2 separate regions of the Homo sapiens genome follow, and region 1 is linked to region 2. The links are chromatin contacts, found by Hi-C or POLR2A ChIA-PET in ENCODE. All regions are on one chromosome and are shown on one strand. Each heading gives the region's core, a stretch centred on a gene start or an enhancer-like site at or near the end of the contact. The rest is flanking DNA. Distances are from core to core; before and after follow the strand shown.

What was found. Hi-C counts contacts between places; a loop is a spot of excess contacts on that map. ChIA-PET counts read pairs that join two places held with the same protein, here RNA polymerase II (POLR2A). Pooled maps may share reads with other maps.
Region 1: a loop to region 2 is called in a pooled map, with 2.0 times the contacts of the local background. The contact joins two enhancer-like sites. A Hi-C loop is called at or near these places in 5 of 50 pooled maps. POLR2A ChIA-PET finds 5 or more read pairs at or near these places in 2 of 52 experiments (A549 and B cell).

What each region holds. Positions count from the first base shown.
Region 1 is chr5:96,653,907-96,659,238 of GRCh38, forward strand. It overlaps a transcript of CAST not described here. Among named protein-coding and RNA genes, the nearest start is that of CAST, 5.8 kb to the right of the region's middle. RefSeq lists an enhancer at 2,838-4,037. Within about 2 kb of position 3,350, at least 5 of the 41 ENCODE cell types and tissues checked have a DNase peak (open chromatin) inside an H3K27ac peak, as active enhancers do.
Region 2 is chr5:95,709,262-95,714,487 of GRCh38, forward strand. It overlaps a transcript of SPATA9 not described here. Among named protein-coding and RNA genes, the nearest start is that of RHOBTB3, 19 kb to the right of the region's middle. Within about 2 kb of position 1,275, at least 10 of the 41 ENCODE cell types and tissues checked have a DNase peak (open chromatin) inside an H3K27ac peak, as active enhancers do.

The DNA of each region.
Region 1 (5,332 bases), core at 2,100-4,599, 950 kb after region 2:
TAATTTCCCCTTTTTCATTCTTGTTGCTTAACTATCCTTTTTTCCTTTTTCTTCTTCTTCCCCTCTCTCTTTTCTCTTCCCTTGTATCTCTCCTTTCTCCTTATCGTTTTCTTTTCTTTTCTTTTTTTTTTTTTTTGAGACGGAGTCTCACTCTGTTGCCCAGCTGGAGTGCAGTGGTGCGATCTCAGCTCACTGCAACCTGCGCCTCCCGGATTCAAGGAATTATCCTGCCTCAGCCTCCCAAGTAGCTGGGATTACAGGTGTGCACCACCATGCCTGGCTAAATTTTTTTGTATTTTTAGTAGAGACAGGATTTCACCATATTGGCCAAGCTGGTCTCAAACTCCTGACCTTTTGATTTGTCTGCCTCAGCCTCCCAAAGTGCTGGGATTACAGATGTGAGCCACCGCACCCGGCCCATTTTCTTTTTTCAATTCTTTTTCTTACCTTTCTTTCACTTTCACTACTTTCCTCATTTATGCTTCCTATATCTTTTTCTTAAGAAAACCAAACTGTGGAGTACATAATGAAAGCAAAAAAACCTCACGTGTAGTGTGCATAGCTACTGTATATTACCAGTTTCAAAAACAAAGCACTCTCTTTTTCTCCGATGTTATATTTTAATCTGAGAAGTAATATTTGCAGAGTTTTCAGTGGTTTGAAGGAAGTAAAATATAACACAAATATCTTCTAGACATACACAGCATAAGCTTTTACTTGACTACACTCAGATGTTATCAAGAGTAAGTTCATTAATAACTTGCTGTTATATCAAAATTGGAAAATGAAAAGTAAGAAAAAACAAAAAAGGGGCATCTGGATTTTCAAGAATATTGCAATACATTTGGAAGTGGAAGCTGAGCACACAAGAAGAGAACAAATAAAGACCATGTATATTTGTGTTAAATTTGGGGAGGGCTCACATGATAAAAGACCTTCATAGCTAGCTCAAAAGTTAAGACTTTCCTTTTATTATTTTTATTGTATACTATGTGTTTATTGCAAGAACCATTAAGAAATATAAGAAACATTAAGAAAACATAAACTGGGAAAATAAAACCAAAATAGAATTACCCAAATGCTCACATCTAGTTAATTTCTTGATGTATAGCTCTATCTTTAGCTCTACAATGTACATGCTATTTTATAAATACATTGTCCTTCTAAGAGGATACTGAATATTTTTCTGTGTCAATAAATATGGAATAGAAACCTTTCAAGACCTATAGGTGATCAGAAAAGGACAAAAAAGATGTGGGGCAGAGTGATGAGCAAGACCTGATGGTGGGTAAACATGTCCTGCTACTTGAAGAATGTGCAGGATTTAGATAACCAGATGGGAGATGTCTCTCGGAAGAACAGCAACATGGAAAAATGCAGGAAAGGGAAAGTGCATGCACGGGTCATGCATGGTCCAGTAGGGAGACCAGTGTGGCTGGGAAGCTGGCTTTCTGTGGATAAGAGGGAAAAGGCAGGGAGAAGGATAGACCCAGGCAAAGAGAAGCTTTAGAGTACCTATTCTTTATCTTCTCTGAAAACTGGACAAGAAGAAATGGATTTGAATGGCAGTCCGCAGTCAAATGCAGATGGCTCTCCACATAAAGAGAATTGTTACAAATGATCTGCAGTAGTGAATGAAAAACTGGGATTCCCCTCTAGAGAGCTTTAAAAAAGGACAGATGTCTGAGCTCAAATAAGGATCTACTGCAGATACTTGCAATGCATTTGCCTTATCTTAGCTCATCTTAGTAGTAGGCAATTTAACAATATATTCTGGCTTACTGTTTTTCAAACTGTGGGCACAATAGTTGGTTATGACATTTAGTGAGTCATCATCAACAGTTTAAAAAAGAAATTTGAATAAAGTAGAACAGAAGTTGAATATCAGAATATGCTGCCACTGTTAACATTCTCAAGAGCCTATTTGTGTAAATCGGGATTTTCAATCTTCAGCCAATTAAAACAACAAAAAAAATCTGGCTGAACAGTGCACCAGAAATGCAGGTAGCATTATCTTCATGTGTCTCAGACTGTAATAAACATGAACAGGCAAAGATAGCTGGAGCATTAAGTAAAATATTTCCTAATTTTTAGTTTTTATTGTTTGTTTTGGATTTGTTTCCACTTTGTGTTTACAGATGAATAAAACATAGTTCACATTATTCATTGTTTTTACCTGATCATAGATAATGAAGAATTGTTCCATGAAACTTCATGTTCAAATCATGTGCATTTATATGTACTAGTTGCAATGTAAAATGTATTTCTTACTGAGGACCACGGGGAAAAAAAGTTTGGAAAAATTACTGAGAACTTTACTTAAGAACAATTTGTATACTCTATGCATATTCTGCTTAGTTTCTGAATTGGTTGAGACTCTTGGTTAACAAATAACAGAAAAAGCAACTTGTACTGTTAAAACAAAAATGAGGGGAGATTATTTTGAAGGCTATAGCGTACGTCCCAGAACCAAAGCCTTTTGAGTGCAACTGGGCCTCACTAGAGAGTGCAGCTCATTAAGTGGAAGGTCGTAAGGAAGCTCAGCCCTCTTCTGTCTCCTCCTATCTCTGCTTCCCTGGCAGGCCTGTTCTTTCTTCCTGTGCGGGCTGACTTTCCGGGTCCTCAGTTTCCACAGTGAAGCCCAGGTCTACATGCTTCACGTTACGGTTTTTAGCACCCAGAAAGTTTTTTCCTCTATCTTCATCTTAATTTCATTACTCAGTCCCCACCTCCCAATGAGGAAAGAAAACCTGCCCGTTTGGGTCAGTTCAAGTCAGGTCTACCATTGGTCCAGTCAACTGTGGGCTGTGGAGAAGAGGGATAGAGCAATGGGGAGCCATGATGGGATCTGGAATTCTACTCCAAAGGAGGAACAGGGGTGAGCCGGGCAGATATTCCAAATGGCCCCTGGTGCATGCTCTTAACTCTTCTTTCTAGAAACTAGTGAATTCTTATATATTGATTCAAAGGAATCAAGATTCTGCATGTGCCCCAAATGACTTTGAGTATTAAATCCAAAGAGACACTTTTTCTTAATTAAAAAAAAACACTGTGGCTTGCAGGCAATTGAAGAACCTCTTAGAAATGGCACATTTCTTTATACAATAATCTGAGCTGGAAACAAATGCAGGGAAAGAAACAAAAATGAAAACAAACCTGACACCAATAAATATGTAATGTGAAGTGATCTGCAACAAGAAGGATCAAGACTATTTTATAATCAAACACCAAAGAGAGGTGACCTTAGGCGTACCTTGGAACATAAAAATCTTGCTTTGCAGGATGGCTTTATTTTCTGCCTTAAATCTAACCAAAGAGTTTGCAGTATTGTGTGGTTTGGGTGTGGCGGTAGAAGCCTGGGGTGAGTCACCATGATGACCAACTGTGGTTTCTTTTTTGCTATAGTGAAGAAATGTGGTTTGCTCAGTGTATCGTCCCAATCTACATGCCTTCTGGATAGGCTACAAGAAATACCTATTAATGGACAAAAGACAGGCTGAGGGAGGAAATGAAGTCTAGGCCTGGGAAAATTTAGATGACAATTTTTTGAGTGGGAGGGAGTAGGTTAGGATATATAGAAAGGAAAAGATAATTGATTCAAAATCTTCAATATGACAAGAATATGATAATTCTTATAATAAAAATTGATTCCTATGAATGACTTGGTCTAGATATATTCCAGACAGAAATAGCACATTAAAAAATTAATCTAGCTTTGGTAAATATTTGAAGCAAGCAGTTGGCTGTACAGATATTTGGGCTGCAAAAATTTCTATATAGAAAATTAATTCCATAAGATGGTGTTTGTGAGTGGGAGAAAAATGAAAGTTAGTGGAAAGTGGCAAGATTTCAAAAATATAACTTGATTTCCAGAGATACACTTGCTAGTCTGAAAATGTAATTTTGTAGGCCAGGCACGGTGGCTCACACCTGTAATCCTAGCACTTTGGGAGGCCGAGGCGAGTGGATCACATGAGGTCAGGAGTTCGAGACCAGCCTGGCCAACATGGCAAAACCTCATCTCTACTAAAAATACAAAAATTAGATGACCGTGGTGGTGGGCACCTGTAATCCCAGCTACTCAGGAGGCTGAGAGGCAGGAGAATCACTTGAACCCAGGAGGTGGAGGTTGCGGTGAGCCGAGATCATGCCACTGCACTCCAGCCTGGACAACAGAGCGAGAGTCCATCTGAAAAAAAAAAATGTAATTTTGTGACTCAGTTTTCTGTGTTGCCTCCAGATCTGAGGGGCCATGACGAACTTGCACCTATCCCAGGACAGGAACACGGGAGTACTTTGGGTTTAGTAAGTTCATTACCATGCACACATCATCCCAAATTTGGTTTCTTGTTGCCTAACAAATGTTAAAGTTATTTCAAATAACCAGCCACTCTATCAGCACATACACAAAAGAAGCAAACCAAAAAGAAAAAAAAAAGGAAATGGAAAAATGGAAAAAGCACCCATTATTGGGAATGAGTACATCAGCGTGAATTCTGGCTGCCAGCTCAGGTATGTGGGTCTGGATTAGAGCTTTCCTAGGGTACTGCTCAGCTGTGGCTCATTTTATGGTCTACAGAATGTCTGGAATGCTGGTTGAATGGAAACAGATCTATAACATTCATTGATTGGACAGGAGGTTGCTTCTTACTGGGGATCCAACAAAAACTGCTTTGCCCCTGTCCAAAGAACATTCAGGGGTTTTGAAATTTTTAACTATTAATAATAAATGCAATTTAATAATTGCAACCAGCATTTATTTGCACAATTATCATACATGAGGCACTGTGCCAAATGCTTTAATACACTGCCTTATTCCATCATCAGAATAACCCTAGGATGTAGGTACTCAGCTTTATCATCCACAGGTAACAGGTTAGGGAACTGATATTCAAAGTGATTAAGTAATTTGCTTGAGGTATGCAGTCCATAAGTGGCAGAGCTGGGATTTAAACATAGTTGTGTGGATCTAAAACTCTTATGCTTTACCCACTATGATGTATTGCCAAAATATGGCAATCTCCAGCAAATGCGATGTGGTATCTACCTGGATGTTTCTTTGGCTCTGTTTTTTATTTCTTTATAGGATTCTCTTTCAAGTATATATTTATATGCAAATCGATTCCTAGGTAGAACAGCCAGTTGGTGGAGCAGTCAAAACACACACAACATTTATCAATTAAATTCTCTGTCTTCTATGGGTGCACTATGTGGTGCCCCAAAATAATTACAATAGCAACATCAAAGATCTCTGATCACATATCACGTAACAGATATAATGAAAAAGGTTGAGGTGTTGCAAGAATTACCAAAATGTGGGTAGACATGAGGT
Region 2 (5,226 bases), core at 25-2,524:
GCACTGCAATAAATTAGCTTGTGATATTTCTGCCAAATGGGCATCTCTTAGCTTAGGCAAGATAGGTGGCGCCTGCCCATACATAATTTCAAAAGGCGATGACCCAGCCTGATAAGGGGTGCACCTTACTCTTAAGTAGGGCTAAAGGAAGGAGACTCACCCAATTTTCACCGGTTTTTAAAATTAATTTTGTAAAAGTGTTTTTTAGGGTGCAGTTCATGCATTCTACCTGCCCAGAGCTCTGGGGTCAATAGGCACAATGGAACTTCCACTGAATGTTTAACGTCTTACTGACCCACCGAGCTATGGACGAGGTGAAGGCAGGTCCATTATCAGACCCTATGGCAGCAGGCAGCCCGTATCAAGGGATGATTTCATTAAATAAGAACTTAACTACCGTATTGGCAGTTTCGTTTTTGGTAGCAAATGCTTCAGTCCATCCAGAGAAGGTGTCTACTAGTACTAGAAGGTATTTGTACCCAGCCCGGTGTGGTTTTACTTCTGTAAAGTCAATTTCACACTTTTCTTCTGGCAAGTTTTTTCGGAGACAGTGGCCTGGGCTGGGTTTAGGACCTTGCTTGGCATTTACCTGGGCGCAGGTTGTGCACTGGAGAGCTGCTTGATCTGTTAGGCTTTGAAGATGGGGGATTCTTCTTTGTTTTTGATAGCCTTTCCTGCTGAGGTGAGTAGCCTGCGCTCCTGGTAGATGGCTCCATGTACATGCACAGTAGCAAAGGTGTACCTGCTGTCAGTGTAAACGTTAATACGTTTATCCTTACCCCATCGGAGAGCCTGAGTGAGGGCCATCAATTCAGCTTTTTGCGCTGAGGTGTTTGCTTGTAAAGCCTGAGCCCACGGCACATCTGTCTCCATGGTAACAGCTGCACCGGCCTTTCATACTCCCTGCTCGAGAAAGCTGCTACTGTCTGTGAACACAGTGGCGTCCACCTTCTCTAGGGGCATATCTTGAAGATTGGGTGGGCCAGTTTCGGTAGTTTCTAACAGTTCCTGACAGTCATGGATAGTAGCTGGATTCAAACACCATGTGGGAGAGAAAGTCAAACGAGGCTGATCTAACAGTAAACTGATACTGCAGGATGCGAGCATTTGACATCCATTTGCCAGAAGCACTTTGAAGTAAAGTCTCTATGGCATGAGGAGTTGTAAGGGTTAAATTTTGGCCCAGAGTTAACTTATCAGCCTCTTGGACTAGGCTTGCTGTAGCTGCTACTGCTCGCAGGCAACTTGGCCATCCAGAGGCCACGGGATCCAGTCTCTTAGATAAATAGGCCACTGGGCGTCTCCAGGGTCCTAAAGTCTGAGTAAGCACCCCTTTAGCAACTCCCTGGCTTTCATGGACAAACAGGTGAAACGGCTTTGAGATATTAGGGAGGGCTAAAGCAGAGGCTTCAGTTAATGCCTTTTTCAGGTTTCGAAAAGCCTGTTCTTCTGTGTCTGTCCAAATTAACGGGCCATTTCATTCTGTACCTCTTGGATAGCCGCCACTAAGATTTTTGTTTGTCCTTTGAATGCTTTATCAGCAGCCTTTTCAGCTGCCTGTGTTGCTTGTTTTTGTTTTTCAAACTCTTGGTTGTCAAAAACCTTTTGGGCTATTTCTAAAAGCTGACTGATATTCATTCCAGCAAATCCCTCCAGTTTTTGGAGTTTTCTTTTAATATCTGGGGCTGCCTGAGCCACAAATGCCAAATTAAGAGCACGGCTATTTTCGGGGGCCGCCGGGTCAAAAGGGGTGTAAATCCGATAAGCCTCCCGGAGGTGCTCTAAAAACGCTCCTGGTGACTCATCGGGCCCCTGGATGACTTCAGTCGCCTTAGACAAGTTTATGGGTTTCCGAGCGGCTCCCTTAATACCCGTGAGGAGATACCAGTGAAAATCGTCCAAAGTTCTCGTTCCACTTGAGGAATTTGGGTCCCAGTTAGGCCGGGTAGAGGAAAAGACCTTCTCAAGGAGGTCTCTAGCTTCCTCCTCCGGTCTATTGGCTGATGCAAGGAAGTGCTTTCTGGCCTCTCTCCAGATACGCTCCCTCTCCTCAGAGGTAAAGAGAGTTAAAAGGAGCGGTTGGCAGTCATCCCAGGTGGGCCGATGGGTCTGGAGTATGGACTCCAACAGTGAGGTCAAAGCCTGGGGCTTTTCAGAGAAGGCAGGATTTTGGGTTTTCCAATTATACAAGTCAGAAGTAGAAAAAGGGACATAAACCAAGAAGGGGGCTGAGCGCTCATCACCCGGAGGGACTTGTGCCTCTCTCAGTGGTAGTAGAGGGGCTGCTTCCTCCCGCCGCGGCCGCAGTCGAGAGGCAATGGGTGGCGAGCCCACAGGGGACGTCGTCAAGGAGATATGGGACGACCCTAAGGGAGCAAGTTGGTTGTAAGGCGGTGGGACTGGGTGAGGGAGACTCTCCTCTTCTTCAGAGGGAGGCAGTACAGGGGGAGCCGAACCGGCAGAGGGTTGAGGCGAAAACGCGGCCTGGCTCAGGAGGACTTTGGAGGTGGAATTGTGAATGGCGCATGAACGGAGCCATGGAGGAGGATTCCTGACCAAACTTAACCATTGATTTTTACAGGGAACCTGATTAGGATAGCCGGGAGCTTGGGTAACAACCCGCCACACGGCTTGAACAATTGTAGGATTCAATGACCCTTCAGAGGGCCACCCAACTCCAAACTTGGGCCATTCTACTTTACAGAGTGTCCGGAGCTTGCCTTTCTTAAGGCGGACTCCATAATCCTCTGAGAAACCAAGAGAAAAATTTTTCAGCATGCACTGGAGGGGGCTCCAACCCTTGCAAGGCCGGGACTCCATAAATGACTAAGTTTTACAGTTAAAAAAAAGAATGCTAAAGTACTGGACAACAATTACATGTAAGTTGGGCGTGGGGACATTCACATAAGATTTATATATTAACTAATAAAAAATTGAGATTCAAATGATGGCAAGCTGTTTCATCCAAGAACATGCATGTCAGATTACGTTTTCCAAAGATGCTGCAACAATATTTCCTATCCCACAATGTGGCCTTGATACTCCTCTCATTAAGAAATGGGGTCTATGTCCTCGCCCCTTTAACCTGAGCCATCTTGTCTCTGAGTTGTAACTGGTAGAATGCAGCTGAAGTGACACTGTGTGAATTCTAAGACTAGGTTGTAAAAAGTGATGCAACTTTCTCCTTGTTCACTGGCACACTCACTTCTGTACCCCCTGAGCCACCATGTAAGATGTCCAACTACCCTGAGGCCTCTATGCTGTGAGGAATGCAAGGGCAGGGTGTGTGTAGGGCATCTGGTTATCAGCCCCAGCTGAAGTCCTAGCCAACCGCAAGCATCAACTGTCAGACAAGAAAGTGAAGGTGCCTCAGGATGATTCCAGCCTGAGTCACTGGGCCACTTGAAGATGTTGAATCACCACAAGTCATTTGAGTTTTCCCACCTGAGGCCCCAGACATCATGGAGCCGATAAAAGCCATTCCTATTGTGTTCTGTCTAACCTCTGACCCACAGAATTTGTCAGTAAAATGAAATGGCTGTTTTAAGCCCCTAAACTTTAGGATAATTTTATTTGTTATCTTAATAGTAACTAGAACAAACAGGGAATGCCTTTTCCATGTTCAGTTTTTTTAATTGCTTTTTTTATCAATGTTTAAAGTTTTCTTCATATAGATCTCATGCATTTCCTGTTAGCTGCATTCCAAGAGATTTTATCCTTTTTGTTATTACTGTAAGTGAAATATATTCTCCTATTAAGTTTGCAAGTGGGTGTTGTTTACATATATAGATTATGCATGCATACATTTGTTCCCAGACAATTTACTTAATTTTTCAATTTGTTTTAGTTGGTTTTCCTGTTGATTCTCCCACTCCCAGCAAAAACAAAAACCCATGTCCCAGACCTTTTTTTAGACTGGTTTGTAACAGATCCTTTAATGGCCCACTTGAGTCCATCAAGCTATGAAGTCTTCCTGAATAAGGAGTGGATTCACTTACTTCCTAGAGGAACTGCCCAGTTGATATGGTTTGGATTTGTGTCCCCACCCAAATCTCATGTCGAATTGTAATTCCCAGTGTTGGAGGAGGGGCCCGGTGGGAGGTGATTGGATCATGGCGGTGGATTTCCCCCTTGCTGATCTTGTGACAGTGAGTGAGTTCTCAGGAGATCTGGTTGGTTAAAAGTGTGTAGCACCTCCCCCTTCCCTCCCTTCCTCCTGCTCCAGCCACAAATGGGTGGAGACGTGCCTCCTTCCTTTTCACCTTCTGCCATGATTGGAAATTTCCTGAGGCCTCCCCAGAAGCAGAATCCTGTACAGCCTGCAGAATTGTGAGCCATTAAATCTCTTTTCTTTATAAATTACCTAGTCGCAGGTATGTCTTTATAGTGTGTGAGAAGAGACTAACACACCAGTAGATAATCTAAGGTAGATCTCCTTTACATCAGACAGGTAAATTAAGTTGTTTCTCTCCCTTCTCATTCCTTTCATCATTTAAGTAAATTCTTAAATTCCAATGTTTTTTTTTCTTCAGTAACTAGAAAAGAGGACAATTTCTCCTCTTCTCAATCTTATCTTCTAAACAGAAACTCTGAATACATTATCCAAACCTTCAACAATATTTATTGTTTTATATGCACACAAATACACATGTGCATATATATATATAATTTTGTATGCAAAGTATACCTTTATTAATATTTGTTTAATATTTTGACTTTAAAGTCTCTTGGGACTTCCAGGCATACAATCATATCATCTGAAAATGATGATTTTATCCCTTTTCCCTAATTTTTTATATCTCTATTTTATTTTTCTTTTATATTTGCCTTGGGTAATATAAATTCCATACATGCTGAGTTTGCATAAATATATTATTTTTAGACAAAGTTAGCTAATTTTTATTATTAAGCTTGCTGGGGAAGGATCAACTGGGGATGACTAGGCAATTGGATATACAGGCTCGAGGCTCAAGAGAGTAATATGGGATCTGATAATTTGAAATCTGAGAGTCATCAATGTAGGAGCAATCACTGAAGCCATGAGAGCAGATGAAAGGGCTCCAGGAGGAACAATGTATAGCAAGAGGAGAGAAAAGAGTCTAGGACAGAACCCGAAGAAACATCAACATGTAGGAGACTGACTGAACAAGTAATCCTGTAGCAGAGAAGTTGAAAAAACAAAAGTGTTTTGCAATAGAAGGAAAAAAAGATGGCATTTCAAAAAGG